Regions from separate parts of the Homo sapiens genome. Here region 1 is linked to region 2. A link is an interaction called in ENCODE POLR2A ChIA-PET data of the cell type or tissue named here. Cell type or tissue: endothelial cell of umbilical vein. All regions are shown on one strand. Each heading gives the region's core, and the rest is flanking DNA. Links, peaks and the distances in the headings are about the cores only.

The links. Peaks named below come from ENCODE experiments on the same cell type or tissue, not always from the same donor. Only the 100,000 strongest peaks of a DNase experiment are listed, where the experiment ranks them.
Region 1: POLR2A ChIA-PET joins it to region 2 with 12 read pairs; 2 of 35 experiments call an interaction of 5 or more read pairs at or near these places.

Annotation. Positions count from the first base shown.
Region 1 is chr1:28,009,742-28,021,074 of GRCh38, forward strand. It overlaps EYA3 (EYA transcriptional coactivator and phosphatase 3), which reads right to left. Exons shown (of 18, transcript NM_001990.4): 8 at 7,413-7,498; 9 at 3,370-3,553; 10 at 1,206-1,345. Among named protein-coding and RNA genes, the nearest start is that of XKR8, 55 kb to the left of the region's middle. In endothelial cell of umbilical vein, for the core only: no CTCF peak of the experiment used is centred there; no DNase peak of the experiment used is centred there.
Region 2 is chr1:28,106,670-28,118,002 of GRCh38, forward strand. No RefSeq gene overlaps it. Among named protein-coding and RNA genes, the nearest start is that of EYA3, 24 kb to the left of the region's middle. RefSeq lists enhancers at 6,670-6,729, 6,780-6,829. In endothelial cell of umbilical vein, for the core only: a CTCF peak has its summit at 6,586 (motif pointing left); DNase peaks (open chromatin) are centred at 4,092 and 6,222; H3K27ac peaks cover 1,860 bases.

The DNA of each region.
Region 1 (11,333 bases), core at 1,646-9,645, 97 kb before region 2:
TCTAGAATAAGAAGTCAAAGACAGAAAGTAGAATAGAGGTTACCAGAGGTTAGAAGAAGGGGAGAATGGGGAGTTACTGCTTAATGGGTACAGAGTTTTCATTTGGAATCATGAAAAAGTTCTAGAAATATACAGTGGTGATGGTTAGACAATATTGAGAATGTATAATGACACTAAATTGTACACTTAAAAATGGCTAAAATGGTAAATTTTATGTATATTTTAGACAATTAAAAAATGAGTTATCAGTTTTTCCTAAGAAATATATCAGAAATTTACTTTTTCTTTCTTTCTTCTTCACTCCAAACCTCTGAAAAAAGAGAAAAGGCTTCAAATACAGGCTCAGTTCACCTATGTCTTAAGAGCACTTATCAATGGATTCATAGTTAAATATGTATTTTCCCCTCAGTACATAATAGCACTATAGAAAAACGGAAAACAGAAAACAAAAAGATAATACAAAAACTCCACTAATTTTAGCACTCTGCATGACCTTTATGTCTTTAATGATGAAGTCAAATGTATGTCCATAATAAACTCATATAGTACTTACACTACAGAATAAATCAGCACCAGTCTCATTAATAAGTTACCAGATCTGTTTGCGCCTTACAGAAACTTGGCTAAAAGCACTCTAGTCCTTTCCTTTTAAATTTCTTTTCTTTTTGAGACAGAGTCTCACTCTGTTGCCCTGGCTGGAGTGCAGTGGCCCGATCATAGCTCACTGCAGCCTCAACCTGCCAGGCTCAAGTGATCCTCCCATCTCAGCCTCCCAAGTAGGTGGGACTACAGGTGTGCAGCTAATTCTTGTATATATATATTTTTAGAGATGGGGGTCTCACTATGTTGCCTAGGCTGGTCTCAAGCGATCCTCCCGCTTCAGCCTCCCAAAGTGCTGGGATTACAGATGTAAGCCACCGCACCTGACCCTTTTAAAATTTTAAATAGAGAACAGTATGACTTTACTTGTAACTCCCTCTGCTTTCTGAATATGATGAATTGTTTCTGTTCTCTTCTGGAATATACAGAATAATTTGTTCTTTTTACATTTTTCTTTTAACGTGGCCAATTTAGTTTATTTTGCTCAGGAATTAAAGGGCACATAACATAGTGCACATTATCTCTGTGAGCTTCAAAAACATGTTTGATAAACTTAAGAAGTGAGAAAGAACAAAGTAGGTAACTAAATCAGTTTCTTCTCATACTTCTAATTCACTGTCTTGGGAAGAAGTGGCATCAGCTTTCCTCTTGCCCCGGTTCTTGCTAGTCATGTTTTTCCTGGACTGATCATCAGTATCTTTACTTGGTGTAGTCTGGGACAAAGATGGACTTGTAGAAGGGTCTCCTGGAAAGAAAAAGTGAAACATATGTTGTCAGGAGTCACAGGCTATAAGAATCAGGGCAGGAAGAGGGTTAGTGGACTCTCTGCCCTTGTGAGTCATAATGCAGGGATAAAGGTTGGAAAGCTAAACCTTATGTAAGCAATTATGAAGTGTACATCTAGGCATTGAGCATCAGCACTGGCTAACATCAGAAAAGTTATAACCAGACTTTATATGCTTACCCCATGATAGAAGAAAATATCAATGAAGTTGTTTTGCCAAGAAAAAGCTGAACCTGAATCTTCATGGTCAAACTTGTAGATTAGAGTTTCTCAACCTGGCACAACTGACATTTTGGATCAGATAATTATTTGTTGTGGGGGGATGTCTTGTGCATTATAGGATGTTTGGTTAAGCAGTATCCTTAGCATCTACCCACTAGATGCCAGAAGCACCGCCCCACCTAGTGTAACAACCAAAAATGTTTCCATACATTGCCAACAGTTGAAAACAACTGTTCATTCACCAATTTACTATAAAATACAGAAGGCAGCAGGACATGTTAAACCACCTTATGAGGATATAACTGTCAAAATTCAGACTGGGAAACAGTATGGGATCAACACTCCAGTTTCTTCAACAAACAAACTACAAGGGGGAGAAAAAGAGACGGGAGGATTTATAGGTTAAAATAGAGATGAAACACAAAATACCCATAATTACCAATCACAATTTATGGACCTTATATTTGGATCCTAATTTTCCCTCCTCAAATTTTCTATTTATTTATTATTTCTATTTACTAATGCGATAAAAACTGTATATGCTTTATGTTGTTTTGAAATATGTATACACTGTGGAATGGGTTGGATCCTACTTTAAACAAAAGGGAAACAAAACTCATAACATTTATGAGAAAGCTGGAAATACAAATACATTTTGGTACTTGATAATACAAAATTAAGACATTATTAATATTGAACTTTTAAAGATGGGATAATGCCATTGTGGTTATGTTAATAAGTACCATACTTATCTTTTAGAGAACAATGCCTGGAATCTGGGGAGGGAGCTAGATGATGTATAGCTGAAACAAAATTGTCTATAAGTTGATAACTGTTGAAGATGAATGATGGATATGTAAGTGTTCATCACACTAGCCTTGCAACTTTTCTCTATGTTTGAAATTCTCCAATATTCAAAAGTTAAAATTGTTATAACAAAGATATTTAGAAAAATGACTTTAAAACCTTAGTTTTTAATCAACACTTGTAATTATTTCAAATTTATGTAAGTTTGAAGTGGCGACCATTTGTATGTCCACTTATTAGACTGGTAGGGTGACCGCACAGAAAACTGTTCACTTGTTATATAGTACTGTTTCTAAACATGCATCAGTGCCAATGATAAACAGTGCTTTCCTCGAACCACATGATGTGAAAGCCAACTACCAAATTTTCATTAAATATAAATAAAAAGTGTGTGTATATATATGTTTATTAAATGTGTGTCTAATCTTTTATGTCAAAGGTTTTTAAGTTGGACACTGTAATTCATTGATACACTTCAGAGCTGTGAGCATACTGAAATTGTAGGTTAAATTGTATATATTTCTCTGAGGGAAAAGGACCATGCTTTCCTCAGAATCTTAAAGGGATCCTGGACATAGAAAGAACTATGGCTCTGAGGCCTTAGCAGCAGTTCAAAACCTGCGCAAGACTAAAACTGGAGTCCTCCAACTTTTACAAAATATTATAACATGCTGAAGCTCCCTGTGGCAAGTGGGTTAAAGCTACAGGGAGGGTAGAGTACGAGTCAGAAAGAGTCTTTTAGTTCTTGATACTTTTCTGTTCCGTTCTCAGCATCAGGTATACATTCAGCCTACCAATGACTCACAGCCTGCTTCCAATACTCCTCACCTCAGAGGGAAAGCCAAAAGCATGGTAACAATGACTTAAGACAGAACAAAATCATCCTTACCATTGCCTAAAAACAACTGTTGGATGAAGTGACCTTAAGCCAAAGTTTTCAGAGCTGCGGTGCTTACCAGAGGAAAGTCTCTGTGCTGCAGGTGCAGGCGCCATGACACTAGGCTTCTCCGACTGGTATGTGGTTGCTGCTAATGTGGTGCTCTCTGCATCACTGTTAGTCTGACCTGTGACTCCAAAGCTGGAGCTGGGGTAGCAGGCCTGGTACTGATTCTGACCAAGAATAGTATAGGTGGGATAATCCTGCAGGCCAAAGGAAATAAGAAAACAAGACTCTTATAGCATACATTAATCTCAACACAAGAGGCTTTCTTCTCCCTCTTTCTTATTCATAATTATTTTTCTAAAACATTAATTTGACTTCTCATTTACCTACCTAAAAGTCTCCAATCTAAATCAATGATTTTCAAAATGCATTCTGTGGAAACCTAAGTCAAGAGATGTCCCAGGAGCAGTCTTGGAATGAGGAAATGCTGAGAGGGAAGGGTCTTCTGTACTCTCATAAACATACACATGGTGTCCCTTTTTGTACTCTAACAGCCTCTTCCCCCAGTTTTATGTACCGAATTTCTGCACAGAATTTGAGGGAAAGATTCTACTCTAAGAGGTTTACAAACTGTTGCACTAGATAATAGCACTTCTAAGGACAACAAAACAAAACTTAAACTTAAGCAAACAAAAAAAGCACATATCCTACATTAAAATGTCTTAATTTAAAAACTGATTATCAGCTGGGTGCAGTGGCTCATGCCTGTAATCTCAGCACTTTGGAAGGCCAAGATGGGTGGATCACTTGAGGTCAGGAGTTCAAGACCAGCCTGACCAACATGGTGAAACCCTGTTTCTACTAAAAATACAAAAATTAGCCTGGCGTGGTGGCACATGCCTGAAATCCCAGCTACTTGGGAGGCTAAGGCACAAGAATCGCTTGAACCTGGAAAGCGGAGGTTGCAGTGAGCCGAGATTGCATCACTGCACTCCAGCCTGGGTGACAAAGCGAGACCCTGTCTCAAAACAAAACAAACAAAAAACAACCTGATTATCTACCTAAAACAATCAAGTTTTCTTTAAAAATAGTTTCCTGGCCGGGAACAGTGGCTTACGCCTGTAATCCCAGCACTTTGGGAGGACGAGGTGGGAGGATCGCATGAGCTCAGGAGTTTGAGACCAGCCTAGCCAAAATAGTGAGACCTTCTCTCTACTAAAAATACAAACAAACAAACAAAAATCCAGGCATGGTGATGCACGCCTGTGGTCTCAGCTATTCGGGAAGCTGAGATGGGAGGATAACTTGAGCCCAGGGGGCAAAGGTTGCAATGAACCAAGACTGCACCACTGCACTCTAGCCTAGGTGACACACTGTCTCAAAAAAAAAAAAAAAAAAAAAAAAAAAAGGCCAGGCACGGGAGCTCACGCCTATAATTCCAGCACTTTGGGAGGCTGAGGCAGGCAGATCACATGAGGTCAGGAGTTTGAGACCAGCCTGACCAACATGGCGAAACCCAGCCCCTACTAAAAATACAAAAATTAGCCAGGTATGGTGGCATGCACCTGTAGTCCCAGCTACTAGGGAAGATGAGGCAGGAGAATCGCTTGAATCTGGGAGACAGAGGTTGCAGTGAGCTGAGATCATACCACTGCATTCCAGACTGGGCAACAGAGCAAGACTCTGTCTCAAAAAAAAAAAAAGGTTTCTTAAAATATTGGGATAAAACTTTTGGTTTCATAGGCACATATATGGCAAAACTTACTAAACTGTACAATTTAAATCTGTGTAGTTTACTGTATGTCAATTACTCCCTAATAAAGCTGTAAAAAAACTAGGTATGACAGTTCAAATACGCAGCTAAAAAAATTCCATTGACACTGATAATGATGGCAAGTAGGAAAAAGCTAACTGATCAGATACATTATTTCTAATTAGTCATTGGGTATCTCTACCATAAACCAAATATAATTATATGTATGTGTGTATTTGTGCATGGGCAGAAGAAGGAAATATTAAAGAAAAGAATAAGTCACACTAGCAGAACTCAAGGGAGTTAAAAATCTAGCAGGAGAGAAGACAGACAACAAAATGGCAATAAAATATATGTCAAATGACTGAAATACAGAACAGACAACTATCATTGTAAAGTATGATGGTGAAGAAGCTTTCTGAGATTAATAGGCAGAGAAAGTAAGAACATGAATAGGCTCTGAGGAGATTTTATTCAGGGACCACAGATGCTGAGTCTGGTTGAAACAAAGGACCTCTGTAGGCCTGAATGATTGGTAAAGCAATAAGACTTGGATTCTTTAGGCAATAGTATATAGCCTGTGGGCTAGGGAATAGGGAATGGGGACTCTCAAATTCAAACCAACGAATAAAAACATGAAAAGAAGGAGAATGGCGTGAACCCGGGAGGCGGAGCTTGCAGTGAGCAGAGATTGCGCCACTGCACTCTGGCCTGGGTGACAGAGCGAGACTCTGTCTCAAAAAACAAACAAACAAACAAAAAACATGAAAATATTCTGAGCAGGTCAGTAACATGACAAAAAGTGGGATTTAGAAAAAATTAATGAGATAGTATTTTAGAGAATGAACAGGCACAAGGGGGAAAAAACTGGAAATAAAATGAGCAATTAACTATGGTAATTCAGGATTAAAAGGGAAAATACCAAAACATTGGAGACGATAGCAAAAAGCAAAAGAAATTCTTCTCAAAGATTTTGAGAAATGACCAGATTGGGTAAGGTTGTGAGAAAAATAATGGAAGATATCTGGTCTGGTTTTAGGCCTAGGTTTATTAAGAAAAATGTAGTATCACTAATAAGAATTAAGAAGTCAGGGAAAAGTGGTTTTACTTCTGGAAGACAAAGAGACATAAAAAGGGCTGGAATAAAAGTCTGATTTTACATATGTTGAACTTAGGGAAACAGCAAGACATTAAAGAAAAAAATGTCAATCAGTTGGAAGCTGTAATTATCATGAGGGAGGATTAGAATCTTTGGTGACAGTAAATGGACATTATGTGGTTAAACATCCCTGTGGATGAAGTAATTAACATGTGGAAAAACCAAATAGAGACTGTCCACGTTCAAAGACAGGGTCAAAAAGAAGAGCTATGAGAGAGAAAGAGACAGTCCTTAGAAAAATACCAGGTACACAGGTGGGAACTCAATAAATATTTGTGGACTAAAAGAATAAACAAGGCTGGGCGCGGTGGCTCACACCTGTAATCCCAGCACTTTGGGAGGCCAAGGCGGGTGCGGTTCACTCTAAGTCAGGAGTTTGAGACCAGCCTGGCCAACATGTGAAACCTCATCTCTACTAAAAACACAAAAATTAGCTGGGCATGGTGGCACATGACTATAGTTCCAGCTACTCAGGAGGCTGAGGCAGGATAATCACTTGAACCTGAGAGGCAGAGGTTGCAGTGAGCCAAGATCGCACCACTGTACTCCAGCCTGGGCGACAGAGTGAGTGAGACTCCATCTTAAAAAAAAAAAAAAAAAAAGCAAAACCAGTATAATAACCAGAATAGTAATGTTAACTGTAGCCAGGAAAAGATCCAAGGAGACAGTGGTGATGATAATTGCTGTAGAGAAAACAAATCAAAACAAAAATAAAAAACTCTAGAACACTGAAGGTGTTACCAGTGATCTCCTAAGCATAGTTAACATAACAGTGATCAAGAATAGACCACAAAAAATTCATAAAGAATGAGTTGTTCATTCCATAAATATTTATCAAGTGCCTTTGATGTAAGTGGCAGGCATTTTTCTATACTCTGGGAATATGTAAATGAACAAAACAGAAAAATAAATCCCTACCTTCATGCAGCTTACATTCTAGTAGGGGCAGAGTAGGAAGTGAAGACAAATACAGTAAAGAAACAGACATAACCATATTCTAGAGAGACCCAGCAGAGGAACAACAAAAACTAGACAGTAACCTAAGATGCCATCCAGGGTCCGAGTTCTGAAGGTATCCAGAAAAAAGTCTCCACAGCCCATACTATTCCTGGTTGTTTCTTAGATAGGCAAATTGACCATGGAAAGAAGAAAGAGCAAGCTGGATGAACTCTATCAAACAGGATGAACAAAGGTAGCATCATACCTGGTTTGAGATGCTGGCTACTGCTGCTGCTGGAATATTGGCAATTGTAGAAGAAGTAGATATCAGGCTGGCATTTGTGCTTGAAGCTAGAGGATTGATGGGGTTAAAAGATATTAAAGATATTATGTAAAAGGTTAGAAGAAACTGAAAATAGATGTGTTTTAAGTGAACAGATTTATAAGGAGATAAACAACATTGGCAAAGGAAACAAACACTCGTTTTGCTTTTTTGTGTGGGATAGCTACATTTACACTTGGTTAAAAACAAAACATTTGAAACATCTTTCTGTTTCAACTTGAGTCTTCAATTCTTCTTATTAAAGGCCTAAAAGGATATATATTCAATTCACAGCTCATACTAATAATATCAATGAAATCACAGCTAAATCCAATTCCTCCAGCCCATCTTCTCCAGAGGCTGAAAAATGACTCACCTGCAATGTGACCTACTGTAAAGCAGTAGAACTCTGGTAAATCTTACACTGTGATATTGTTTGCTGTCACTTGCCCCAAGTTACGCCTTTCCTAATACAACATAATTACATGAGAAATAGAGCTGGTCCTCCAAATTCCAAAGCATTTAGAATTGCTTCTTGAGTTCTACTCAAATAATAGATTACTAATGTGGATCAATAAACACAATGACATAGCATTTAGAGACTTTAACAATGAGCCTGGAAAAACTCAGAAAATATTAAATATTACTCTGGTCAGATAAAAATGTACCTTATATGATACTTGGGCTGTCTTAAGTAATTTGAGGCCAGGTGTGGTGGCTCATGCCTGTATCCCAGCACTTTCGGAGGCCGAGGCAGGCAGATCATTTGAGGCCAGGAGTTTGAGACCAGCCTTGCCAACGTGGTGAAACCCCATCTCTACTAAAAATATAAAAATGAACTGGGTATGGTGGGCACGGGCCTGTAATCCCAGTTACTCAGGAGGCTGAGACATGAGAATCGCTTGAACTCAGGAAGTGGAGGTTGCAATGAGCCAAAATCGCATGACTGCACTACAGCCTGGGTGACAGAGCAAGACTCTGTCTCAAAAAAAAAGAAAAGAAAAAAGAAAAAAAAGAAAGAAAATGCTGATTTCCATTCACATAAAACAATAAAAATAAAGACAAGTAATTTGGGTTAAGTTTTATACTTCTTCTGTCATAGGTTCATTCTACTAGGGTTTTAATCAAAATCTCAATGACTAGCACTAACCAGTGACTTTTCTCAGGTGAACAATGTAACTGATATTATCAGTACTGTTCTCAAACTCCTTGTCCTCATTTATCATAAACACACTTAGACATGGTTCCTACTGCAGGTACACACACCATATGGGTTCACCATCAGGTAGACCTGACTAACTGACTACCTGCCCCATTAACAAAGTCCCCCAGAGAGAAAATTAGTAAGAAAACTTCCATTGAGAACAGGGCAGGAGAACAAATGCAATAGAAACTTAAGTGCTCTGGTCAAAATTAGATAATTTTCATCCCTTTCCCTAAGGGTACTCGGCTTAGAAGACAATCCAGAAGACAGTAAGTTCAGTTACAGCTATTGCTGCAACCCCAGCTTTAAGATGAAGAACCTAGGACAAAGAAGAATTAAAGTAACTTGTCCACAGCAGCAAAAATAATGGAAGATAACCAAAATGACAACTTGGATCTCCCAATTCTTCATCCAGTGCTTCTTCCTCAGGGTCAGCAGCTAAGCTAGGGTTCAAATTCCCTAACTATGGCCAGGTGCGTGGTGGCTCACGCCTGTAACCCCAGCACTTTGGGAGCCTGAAGTGGGTGGATCACCTGAGGTCAAGAGTTTGAGACCAGCCTAGCCAACATGATGAAACCCCATCTCCACTAAAAATACAAAAATTAACCAGGTGTGATGGTGTGCACCTGTAATCCCAGCTATGCAGGAGGCTGAGGCAGGAGAATCACTTAAACTCGGGAGGCAGAGGTTGCAGTGAGCTGAGATCGCGCCACTGCACTCCAGCCTGGGCGACAGAGTGACTCAGTCTCAAAAAATAAATTAAAAAAAATTAAAACAACAAAAACAAAAACAAATTTCCTAACTATCCAGAGTAACTTTATTTTCTATAGCACGTTTTGCTTCAGGGGAACTAAAGGACTCTTAAGGGCTTACTTTCCTAAACATAACAACTAAATGAAATAGGTTTTATAGCTTTACAGAAGGTATTTTCTTTCAACCAATATTCACCTTCTTTCCTACTGTGGCTTAAGCCATCCTTTTTCCTAAGAGGAAGCATCAAAACATGACAATATACAGGGTAACTGACTCTGTAAATGGTTTTAACCATTCTTGTAGGAAAAGAATTTTGAATGGTTTCCAGATTTTGTTATCAGTACATTATCCTAGGCAGGCCTGCAATAAAACTGAACACAGGTGATTTAAGGTGGGAAATAAAATAAAGAATTGATTTAATCATTTATCTTCCCCAGCAAGTCCATTTTTAGTTCAGTTTTCTTCTGGCCCTGGTCCTGGCATACAATCCTCTTTTTCACCTATTGATCTTTAATTCTGTCCTACCTTCTCCATATCCTTTTTTTCTTTTTTTTGAGATGAGTATCACTCTTGTTGCCCAGGCTAGAGTGCAATGGTAGTCTCGGCTCACTGCAACCTCCGCCTCCCGGGTTCAAGAATCCTCCTGCCTCAGTTTCCCAGGTAGCTGAGATTACAGACATGCACCACCAAGCCCGGCTAATGCTGCATTTTTTTTAGTAGAGATGGGTTTCACCATGTTGGTCAGGGTGGTCTTGAACACCTGACCTCAGGTGATCCACCCACCTCAGCCTCCCAAAGTGCTGGGATTACAGGCATGAGCCACCACGCCCGGCTACTTCTCCATAACTTAATAATGGTGGGAGGTACAACTCAGTCATATCTGATCTCTATGGGGGAAAATGTACTCTGATTGACAAGGTGGTTTTACAAATCTAACAATTTTCAAACCACTTAATGAATTGTACTGGAGGTAAAATGGTAGACCTTAAAAACAACTAGCCATAAACTCTTATTATATCCCGGCTAGAAAGTTTAATGGCTTGATTAGCTAGTTGATAACTCTGAGTTTTTAACAAGTACTGTATTAAAATCACAAATTTCTCTGAGCAATAGTTGGCTTTTATTATAGGGGAACTTGGTCTGCTGACCCAGAAAGTTCATAGGGCTTAATAACACTTTTTTCTCCAACTAAGCCAAATTATTTCTAACATGTGCCACTCATTCATTCAGCAAACCCATTAAGTATATCAGGGTCAACTATGTGCCTAGAAACCATTTCAGCCACTGAAGGATAAAATAGTAAGACAAAGTCCTGGCCCTCAAGGAGTTTAAATTCTAGTGAGGGAAGTTAGTCAATAATTAAGTAATTTTTTTAGGCTCTTATAACCACCATAGAACCCAAGGCAAACTCGCCTAAAAATGTATACAACCACTGCCTGCCCTACCCCACATACAGCTATGACTAAAAAGCCAGGCACTTTTAAAAAAATACAGATCATCGTGTGTGTGTGTGTGTGTGTGTGTGTGTGTGTGTGTGTGTGTGTGTGTGAATAAAAATAATATTCAATTGCAGGTTTAAAAACAAAAGCAGCAACAATGAACTATGCAACAAAAACTACAAATTTAGAGAATCAAATAAAACTCAAGTGCTGGCTCCTATTATTATGTATCTAAAGGCTGCTAGCTCTCCAAATGCTAATGGCATGGTCAACTGTTTTTGGACAGCCTTCACTCCTGTTTTGACAATGGAGCTGCAAAAACTTGAAAGACACCACTTTTGAGAACCAGGCCCCACTAGATGTCCGCTTAAAACAGACAATATACAGATAAAGCTTTGAACAGAAGACCACGGTTACAGAATGGTAAGTGGCACAGCTGCACCAAGTGATAGTGCTACAAAGTTAAAA
Region 2 (11,333 bases), core at 1,633-9,632:
AAGCCCATGTGCCTGGCACAGTGTAGGTATGAATGATGTCAGTTTCCTTCCCTCTTGGGCCCATCAGCAGCTTGAAATACTGCCAAAAGCATCTTAAAAGAGAGGTCCCATCTCTAAGGAAGTGGAAGGGTACCCTCTCTCCTGTTGCCCCCTCTCCTGTTGCCCCTTCTACTTTCTCCCCAGCCACTCCCTCCTTTCATCAGATGAAACTTTGTCATTCTGAAGTTGGGGGTGGGAGGTAGGGAAACAATGGGCAGAGAGGCTGTTCTGAGGGCCCCACGTGGCCCTCCCTGCTCGAATGCCATTTGGTCAGGAACCAGGCTTGCCATTTACAAAAACACATCCGTTCTGGAAACTACCACTTAAGGAAAAACTTTTTTGAGTCTTCAAAAACAGCAGTAAAAGGCAGGGCATGGTGGCTCACGCCTGTAATCCTAGCACTTTGGGAGGCCAAGGTGGGCGGATCACCTGAGGTCAGAAGTTAGAGACCATCCTGACCAACATGGAGAAACCCTATCTCTACTAAAACTACAAAATTAGCCTGGCGTGGTGGTGCATGCCTGTAATCCCACCTATTCGGGAAGACTGAAGCAGGAGAATTGCTTGAACCTGGGAGGCGGATGTTGCAGTGAGCTGAGATTGCGCCATTGCACTCCAGCCTGGGCAACAAGAGCAAAACTCCATCTCAATAAAATAAATAAATAAAATAAAACAAAAACAGCAGTAAAGATGATTAAAGAGGTAGAGAACAGGGCCTGTAGGGAAAACTCCAGAACCTGGATTGTTTAGGTTAAGGAAGTAAAGGCTGAAGGGCTAGGATGAGCTGCTGAGAAACAGTATTTGAGGAGGCAGAGCCAAATAGGACTGGTAAGTATATGCTATAGATTGAAAGGGGCGAGAGGAAGGGCGTTAAAAGGGTCTTGGCAAGTCCATTGATGCAGGGGCCTAAATTAGGTGGCTCTCCTTAAGAAAAAGAATGCAGAATTATAAATACAACATTACTAGGACCCTTCTTGGGCTTTAAAAGGAGTTTGTGCAGGTGAGGGGCCCTGGGGCTTAAACTCTGCTAACTTCACAGTGAATTTACCTCTAGCCAAGGGTGCAACAAGTGATCTGGTAACACAGGTTAGGGAAATGGTCTCAGAGCTTGATTGTTCTGGAAACTTCTTCTCTTCCCCTAATTCCTTCTTAGCTTGCAAAATGCAATGCAAGCCTGCCCTCCACTCAGAACTCCTATCAGACGTGGCCCTTCCCCACCATGGCGGTTTCATGCTTCTCCTTCATGCCTGCACCTATCACACACTCATTTGTACCACTCTGCTTGTGTATTAGTCATCTACTGCCATGTAACAAATTCTCCAAAATGTAGGGGCTTAAGACTATATCAATTCATTCTCTCAGTTTTAATGGATCAGGCATCCAGGCATGGCTTGGCTAAGTCCTTGGTCAGCGAAGGCTCAATGGAAAAGATCTGCTTCCTAGCTCACATGATTGTTGGCAGAATTCAGTTCCTCACAGGCTGTTGGACTGAGGCCTCAGTTCCTCAAGAGCTGCTAGCGGGAGGCCTCCCTGGGTTCCCTGCTACATAGGCCTCTCCATCAAGTAAGTGTGGCAGCTGGCTTCATCAGACCAAGCAAATGAGAGGGCAAGGAAAAGAGAGAGAGAGCTACCAAGATGGAAGTCACAGTTCTTTGTAACCTAATCACAGAAGTGACATCCTATCACTTTTGTCATATTCCATTCATCAGAAGCAATTCACTAGGTCCAGCCCATATTCATGGGTAGGGAATTACACAAGGGCATGAATATCAGGAAGCAGGGATCACTGGAAACCTTGTCGAAAGCCGCCACCACAACTGTCACTCCTTCTCATTAACTGTTGCCCTGCCTGCCTCTGCCATTCCATTATGAGCTCCTTGAAGACGAGGACCACATTTTACTCTGTGCTTCTTGTGCTTGTTAAGTGAATGGATGATGAATAAATGAGTGATTACTTACTCAAAGTAGCAGAAACAGAACCAAAAGCAAGTGCATCATTTTACTTAAAAGAGATTGCTATTTATTGTCTTCTGACCCAGCCATTTCACTTCTGGAAAGTTAAGAAAATAATCAAGAATGTAATTATAAGAGTATATTAAGAAACTTAGTTAAGGCTGGGAGCGGTGGCTCACTGTAATCCCAGCACTTTGGGAGGCCGAAACAGGTGGATCACTTGAGGTCAGGAGTTCGAGACCAGCCTGGTCAACATGGCAAAACCCCATCTCTACTAAAAATGCAAAAAAAATTAGATGGGCATGATGGCACATCCCTATAATCCCAGCTACATGGGAGGCTGAGGCACGAGAATAGCTTGAACCCAGGAGAAGGAGGTTGCAGTGAGCCGAGCCTGCACTCCAGCTTGGGCAAGAGTGAGACTGTGTCTCAAAAAAAAAAAAAGAAGAGGCTTAGTTAAAAGGTAGTCCGTTACAGCATTGTTTACAATAGCAAACTGCCCTCTCAAAAACAAAAATAAAAACAGCTAAACTGTAAACTAACTGAATGTCCAATGATAAAGGATTGATTAGCTGCTAAGCTATACACATACAGTGGATATTCTGCAGTCATCAAAATGAAAAATGCCTTGTCTTGCTCTGTCGCCCAGGCTGGAGTGCAATGGTGTGATCTCAGCTCACTGCAATCTCCGCCTCCCAGGTTAAAGCAATTCTCCTGCCTCAGCCTCCCGAGTAGCTGGAATTATAGGTGCACACCACCACGCCCGGCTAATTTTTATATTTTTAGTAGAGATGGGGTTTCACCATATTGGCCAGGCTGGTCTCTTGGCCAGGCTAGTCTTGAACTCCTGACATTGTGATCTGCCTGCCTCGGCCTCCCAAGCTGCTGGGATTACAGGCGTGAGCCACCACACCTGGCCAGTACTTCTTTTTTAAGTTACAAAGCAGCGTATGCATTTCATCTTTATACAAAGTGAATATACATGTTAAAATATCTGGGGCAGATACTACTTAGTCCAGGGCCTGATAGCTAGGCTGGTTCTCTCCTTTCGAATGGGAGACCTCTGCTGCAGACAAGCTCCAGCAGATCCTCAGTCAGGCCAAGAAGCATCTGAGCTTGATCCCTTCTTTGTATTTATTGGATTTAGAGGTATTAGAAAAGCATTGTATGTCTTAAGTCTGGCATTGTTCAATCCGGATGTTAGGACAGAAAGAATTACCCAGAGGCCTGGTGTGGTGGCTCATGTCTATAATCCCAGCTTTTTGAGAGGCCAAGGTGAGCAGATCACTTGAGGCCAGGAGTTCAAGACCAGCCTGGCCAACATGGTGAAACGCTGTCTCTACTAAAAATACAACAAATTAGCTGGATGTGGTGGCATGTGCCTGTAATCCCAGCTACTCGGGAGGCTGAGGCAAGAGAACTGATTGAACTTTGGAGGCAGAGGTTGCAGTGAGCTTAGATCGTGACACTGTGCTCCCGCCTGGGCGACGAAGCGAGACTCAGTCTCAAAAAAAAAAATAAATAAAAAGGAAAGAAAGAATAACCCAGAGCCCTGTAACAAACTGGGTCCCAACAATCCATCCAAGTTTTACTCAGTGAATGTGGATTATAGCAAACTGAAGAAAGAAGGTCCAGATTTGTAAATGAAGTGTTTCACTATTAAAGCTGCTTTCGAATGAAGGTCTTTCTGAAGCCATCCGCACAATTTTCCATTTAATCAGGAAATATTTGTCCTCTAAATACATGAAATCATGTTGATGTAATGTGTTGGAGATTACCCTGATTAATAAATAATTGAAACTTGAAAAATAAATCTGGAAGGATTAGATCAGTTTTGAACGGCCATGAAGTTCAGATAAGCCAATTTTAAGTTTCATTAAACAAATAGGTGTTTTGGTTTTTTGTGTTATTCACATGACAAGATGTCTGGAGTCAGGCAGGTTCTGGCCCTAGTTCTTTCTAGCTCAGTATCACCACAGTTCTTTTGGTTTTCCCCTCTTGCTTGCCACCCCAGGTCATATGATGGCTGCCCCAGCTCCAGGCATCTCACCCACATTCAAATCAGGAAGAACTGGTATGGGAAAGCTCCAGTCATGGCTGACTCTTTACTAGGAAAACAAAAGCTTTCCTAGAAGTCCCCCGCCAGACTTCCTTAACTCTCCCATTGGCTGAGTCATATGGAGATTCCCAGACACAGGGGAGGCTGAAGACACTAGAAACAGAATTTCATGATTGATAATAGAAAATTATGATTTGTGCTCCAAGGCTGGGCACTCAAACAAGCTTGGAATTCTGTTAATGAAGAAGGGGAAGGGATCAAGTAACTGTTACCCCCTTTAGACAGGACACAGTGCATCCTACTTTGTCACAGTCACCTCACTCCTTTTAGATTGCTTTACTCAGTTAATCACCTGCCTAGCCCCTGTGAAGGCATTTGAACTTTCAACACTTGGATACAAGGCTCAGAGTTAGAAAGTGTGAAAAGATTGCTAACTGTCTCCATTATCCATTACTTCCCCCTTTCTTCTAGTAATAAAATAATTTTCACCCCAAGATATAGCAGGGTATATGGCTGCCCAGATCCAGATCATAGTTCATGGTCACCGCTGCCATGGTAGCTAGCTGGGTGTGACCATGTAACTAAGTACTCACCACTGGAAAATGTATAGATTCATGTGATCATCACTTCTACATCATTTCCTAAAGTGAAATTGTTAGCCATTTACTTCCTCTTTCCCCCACTTACCACAGGCTTGTATATAGATGCTTCAATGATGTCCTTGGAGACGGCAGAGCAACAAGATAGAGGGAACCTGTATCCCCAAATGACTACCTGAAGCAGAGCCCCTTACTCACCTCTGGACTCATCCTGAATCACCCATATGCTTAAAGGGATAAAACAACAACAAAAGACAAAATAAGAACAACAAACAAAACCTGTAAAACAAGAGATTCAAAATAAATTTGCTCTAGCTGGGGCATGGTGGCTCATGCCTGTAATCCCAATACTTTGGGAAGTGGAGGCAGGAGGATCACATGAGCCCAAATGTTCAAGACCAGCCTGGGCAAGATAATGAGACCCTAAAGTAACTGGGCATGGTGGCCCATGCCAATAATCCCAGCTACTCGGGAGGCTGAGGTGGGAGAATCACTTGAGCCCAGGAGGTTGAGGCTGCTCTGAGACATGATCCAGGCATGGTGGTGAGCACCTGTAATCCTAGCTACTCAGGAGGCTGAGGCAGGAGGATTCCTTACACCCAGGAGTTTGAGGTTACAGTGAGCTATGATCATACCATGGTACTCCAGCATGGAAGACAGAATGAGATCCTGTCTCAGTAATAAATAAGTAAATAAATAAATTTATTCTGTATTTTTGAGCCTCTTTACTAAAGCAGCTTATTCTGTTCCTTAACTCATATAGGAAAGAAAAAAACAAACTTCATTATGCCATTGGTGTGTTGTTAATAGTTAAAAAAAAAAAAGAAGAAGAAGAAGATTGGGAGCTAAGACGAAAAAAACAGAGATGTCAACTAAATGGAGGAATAAGAGATGTTCTTATAAAGACTTGCATTACTGGGGAGGCAACTGAATAAACAGGCAGGACAGTGAAAGAGCCTAATCAGATGCCCACTGAGCTCTGCTTTGGAGTTAATATGGTTTGGCGTTGAAGCAAAATACAAAGACCAGGGTGAAGTCAAACCATTGCAGTCTACATACGGCAGGAAGGCCCATGGTTCAAGAAGGGTCTGTGTAGATATGAATTAGATGGGAGGACCATTAGTCAGGGTCCTTAGGTTGCAAGCAACAGAAAGCAACTCTGAGTTGCTCAAACAAAACAAAGAATTTACTAGAAAGACATTGGGAAGACCAAAGAATCTAAGGAAGATCTCAACAGCCAAGGCCAAGAAAAGGATAAGGTGCAGGTAAGCTCTGGGAATCCCACTTACAGAAACTTGTGGTTTCCCTAGTATGCAGCAGAATCACCTGGAGGGGTTTTTAAAACACAGATTGCTGGGGCCTACCCCTAGAGTTTCTAATCCAGTAGGTGTGGGTTGGGGCCCGGGAATCTGTATTTCTAACAGGTTCCCAGATGCTGTTGCTGCAGGTCAAGGGACCCCCTTATGAGAAGCACTGCTTTAGGGGAAACACATCAAATGACTCAGCTCCCACTTCCTTCCATCCCTGAGTGTCTCCACAGTTCCAAAGTCCTGAGAAAGTCCAGTTGACCCAGGATTGAGTCACTCTTGTGGTCAGAGAGGTGGCGTTCTGTGATTGGCAGCCATGTGAGTATCACTTGGTGTGGGGATGGGGGAAGTTCCTCCAAGGAAGGAACACTGGACACAAAACTAGACGATGTCCTCAAAATGGTAGTTGGGCAAGCTAAATGCACAACTCTCTCCATCTGGAGCAAGATCTTCAGCAGCAGCTTCTCCTCTCAGGGCAGAAGTTCCAGAATAGAGAACTGGAGGCGGGTGGGGTGGTAGGGAGAGGGAGAAGGTGGACTTCTACAGACCATTATCTCTATTCTAACCTCATTTCGTTTCCTGTCAAGAGAAGACACTCCTGCCCCCTAGAGACCAGTGATCAATTCCACAGCAGCTTTGGTGGCTATGAAAGCCCTGAGGAGTCAGTAGACCTTGCGCTGAGACCCATTTTGACCAGTTAGGCCACAGCTCAAGACAACATTTTACCGTGCATGTTGTAGCTTTTTTCAGCTGCAGAGAAATCAACAGAGATAGTTCCTGAAAAGCCTAAGCATCTCATTTTTGCATCATACTGTATATGCTCCTACAGGGGAGAAGAAACTTCCATCTACCCTCTTAGGTTCTATGGCTGGCCTAAGTTTTTTTTTTTTTTCTTTCTTTTTTTTGAGACACAGTCTCACTCTGTCGCCCAGGCTGGAGTGCAAAGGCACGATCTCGGCTCACCACAACCTCCGCCTCCCGGGTTCAAGTGATTCTCCTGCCTCAGCCTGCCGAGTAGCTGGAATTACAGGTGCGCACCACCATGCCTGGCTAATTTTTGTATTTTTAGTAGAGACGGGATTTCACCATGTTGGCCAGGCTGTTCTCAAACTCCTAACCCCAAGTGATCCACCTGCCTTGGCCTCCCAAAGTGCTGGGATTACAGGTGTGAGCCACCACGCCCAGCCTGGCCTAAGTATTAATATTAAACAGACATAAGACAGAATAACATGAGAAAAGCATACAAAGTTTTTAAATATTTTATCTATACACAGGAGTCGTCAGAAGGAAAGTGAAAACCCAAAGAATTAATTAAGCCCAAATGCTTATATACCTTTTTACATAAAGAATAATAAATCGGTGGGTGATGTGAACTGGAGTCTGAGCCGGCTATAAAGAGAACAACAACAACAAAAGAATGACAGGCCAGGCTTGGTGGCTCACACCTGTAATCCCAGCACTTTGGGAGGCCAAAGCTGGTGGATCACCTGAGGTCAAGAGTTCAAGACCAGCCTGGCCAACATGAGGAAATCCCGTCTCTACTAAAAATACAAAAATTAGCTGGGCTTGGTGGCGGGTGCCTGTAGTCTCAGCTCCTCGGGAGGCTGAGGCAGGAAAATTGCTTGAACCTGGGAGGCAGAGGTTGCAGTGAGCCAAGACTGTGCCACTGCACTCCAGCCTGGGCAACAGAGACTCTGTCTAAAAAAAAAAAAAAAGAATGACAAATTGTGGGGATGTGACAAGACAAAGAGGCTTGAGCTAAAGGCAGTTAGTTGTGGGACAATGACTAGGAAATACATGGGGTTATTTTAGTAGGTTCATTTGTACAGGCCCACTGCGCCATCAACCCTCAGTCTCCGGTGATGGGAATGTGCTTCTCTTCCTGGTACAGAGAGGGCATCTTTCTCATGGGAAATTTTATGAACTGTATTTAGGTAAAAAGATGGAATTCAGAGGGTTCTTCCTGCACCGGCTGTTTCTCAAGTGGCTTCAGCTCAAAATAATATGCCAGAGTGGCATATTTTGGGGTGGCATGTCCTGAACCCCTTCACTAACAATGAATTTTCTTCTTCAGAAAAACTTGGTAGTGGTCAGGCACAATGGCTCACGGTTGTAATCCCGGCACTTTGGTAGGCCGAGGCAGGCGGATCACCTGAGGTCAGGTGTTCAAGACCAGCCTGGCCAGCATGGTGAAACCCCATCTCTACTAAATAAAAATACAAAAATTAGCTGGGTGTGGTGGCACATGCCTGTTATCCCAGCTAGTTAGGAGGCCAAAGCAGGAGAATTGCTTGAACCTGGGAGGCAGACGTTGCAGTGAGTCAAGATGGTGCCACTGCACTCTAGCCTGGGCGACAGAGCAAGACTTTGTCTCAGAAAAAAAAAAAAAGAGAAAAGAAAAACTTGGTAGAGAAAAAAAAAATCTGTTAACCTAATTAAACAAGCCTACAGTTGTGTAAGCTGGATTGTCAGCTATCAGATGCTCTTATAATGTGGCTCACCTGAGCTTACAAATGAATATCATTATTTCAAGGAGTGTGTTGAACCATTATGTTAATATTTACACAGCAATTAATGTAATACACCATATTAATTGAATAAAGAACAAAACCCACCCCTCCAATAGATGCCTAAAAACATTCGACAAAATCTAACAGTTTAAAAGCATTCAACAAACTAGGGAGAGAAGGGGACTTTCTCAACCAGATAAAGGATATCTACAAAAACCCCCAGCTAACATCATACTTCCTTGTGAAAGACTGGACGCTTTCCCCGAAGATCCCTTGTTAAGATTAATGGTTGCATGCGGTGGTGGGGGGGAACAGGAAGTGACTGCTAGTGGGTATGGGGTTTCTTTTTGAGGTGGTGAAATTAGTGGTGATTGTTGCACAACTTTGTCAATGAATACACTAAAAATCAGTAAGGGTATGGTGGCTCACACCTGTAATCCTAGCACTTTGGTAGGCTGAGGCAGGAGGCTCACTGGAGCCCAGGAGTTCAAGACAAGCCTGGGCAACATAATGAGACTTCATCTCTACTGAAAAAAAAAAAAGAAAAATTAACTGGGCATAGTGGTGCACATCTGTAGTCCTGGCTACTCAGGAGGCTGAAGCGGGAGAATCTCTGGAGCCCAGGAGGTCGAGGCTTCAGTGAGCCATGATTGCACCACTGCACTCCAGCCTGGTCAACAGAGTGAGACCCTGTCTCAAAAAAACAAAACAACAACAACAAAAAAAGCCACTGAAGTGTACACTTTAAAAGATACCTGAATTAAATCTCAAAACTGCTTTTTTTTTTAGTAGGGGACAGGGTCTCACTCTGTTGCTCATACTGGAGTGCAGTGGCTCGATCTTGGCTCACTGCAACCTCCACCTGCGCAAGGATGACACAAACATTCATAAAGCATTCCATATTTAATTTTTAAAAAAAAATCAAAATTACTTAGTAAGGAAATATTCACTTAAGAAGTCCTAAATTAGATGGGATCCAGAGTTAATTAATTCAGCAGCTGGCTGGTGTCATCAAGGACCCAAGTTCTTTTTTTTTTGAGACAGACTCTCGCTCTGTCACCCAGGATGGAGTGCAGTGGCTTGATCTCGTCTCACTGCAACCTCCATCTCCCAGGTTCAAGTGATTCTCCTGCCTCAGCCTCCCGAGTAGCTGAGATTACAGGTCCACACCACCATGGCCAGCTAATTTTTGTATTTTTAGTAGAGATGGGGTTTCACCATGTTGGCCAGGCTGGTTTTGAGCTCCTGATCTCAGGTGATCTGCCTGCCTCAGCCTCCTAAACTGCTGGGATTACAGATGTGAGCCACTGTGCCCGGCCCAAGGGCCCAAGTTCTGTGCTCTTGCCACTCTGCTATCCTCAACTTGCTGGCTCATCTTCAGGCTGCCTTAGATCTAGCCACCCTGTCTGCTTTTTTTTAAGAGATATGGGTCTCGCTATGTTGCCCAAGCTGGTCTCAAACTCCTGGCCTTAAGTGATCCTCCCATGTTGGCCCTTTGAGTAGCTAGGATTACAGGCGGGAGCCACTATGCTAGGCCTGTTTACATATTAAAGTGAACCCATGTATTGGTCAGGATTCTTTTGGTTGCAAATGTCAGAAATCTAACCCAGACTAGCTGAAAAAAAGTAGTTCAAAGGGACTTCAGACATGTCTGGATCAAGGAGAGCATCAGAACTCTCTTTCCATCTTTCGGGGTTTATTTGATTTTGTTTGGCTTCATTCTCAAACAGGTAGCAAGATGGCTGCTGGTAGTGCCAAGCCATCACTGCTGTGTATCTTTTTTTTTTTTTTTTTTTTTTTGAGACGGAGTCTTGCTCTTTTGCCCAGGCTGGAGTGCACTGGCATGATCTCGGCTCACTGCAACGTCCGCCTCCTGGGTTCAAGCAATTCTTGTGCCTCAGCCTCATGAGTAGCTGGGATTACAGGTGCCCGCCACCATGCTCGGCTAGTTTTTGTGTTTTTAGTAGAGACAGGGTTTCACCATGTTGCCCAGGCTGGTCTCGAACTCCAGGGCTCAAGCGATCCACCCACTTCGGCTTTCCAAAGTGCTGGGATTACAGGCGTGAGCCACCGCACCCGGCCCACTGCTGCGCATCTTATAATGAGACAGAAAGAAAAAAAGATGGTGAGCGGGAAGGAAAAGAGAGAGAGACCGTCTTTCCTCTAATGTCCATATAATAAATATGAAGGATCTTATTAACTCACAGGCCTATCCCTGGACCAATCACCGGGGCCAAAAGAATACAGACTTTGGATTGGCCAGTCCTGGGTCTTCTGCCAAGACCCAAACCACAGGGACTGAGCTGGACTGGGGAGAGGAGGAACAATTTCCCATAGGAAGACAGGTCAAGCAATGAAAATGTGCCTGCCACACCCTAGAAGGCTGTAGAACATGAGGACATGAGCCATGTAGGACGTGAGGATGATGCCAGGGTTCCAGTGCAAGCTGAGACTTAAGGGTACCTTCCAAGAAACCAGGAGGAAAGAGCGCAAGGAACTGGAGTTTTTGGAGGGCTTAGTATGTGTGGACCCAAGAGCCCAGAGCTACTTGGAAGTGGCAGAAGCTGGGCTTAAACAATGTGTTTTTTAATTCCAAAGTCCATGCTGTTAGCACTGGAAGGACTAATCAAAGACAGTGGGGCTGAGACAGAGAGCAGCTTTATTCTTGTAATAGTGAGAGATGTCCGGGAGGCACTGTGGAGGGGGCACTTATCCCAGCCTGGGAACAGAAATCAGAGAAGACTTTCTGATCCCACTACTGGGTATCTACCCAGAGGAAAGAAAGTCATTATATGAAAAAGATACTTGCACACGCATGTTTATAGCAGCACAATTTGCAATTGCGAAAATATGGAACTAGCCTAAA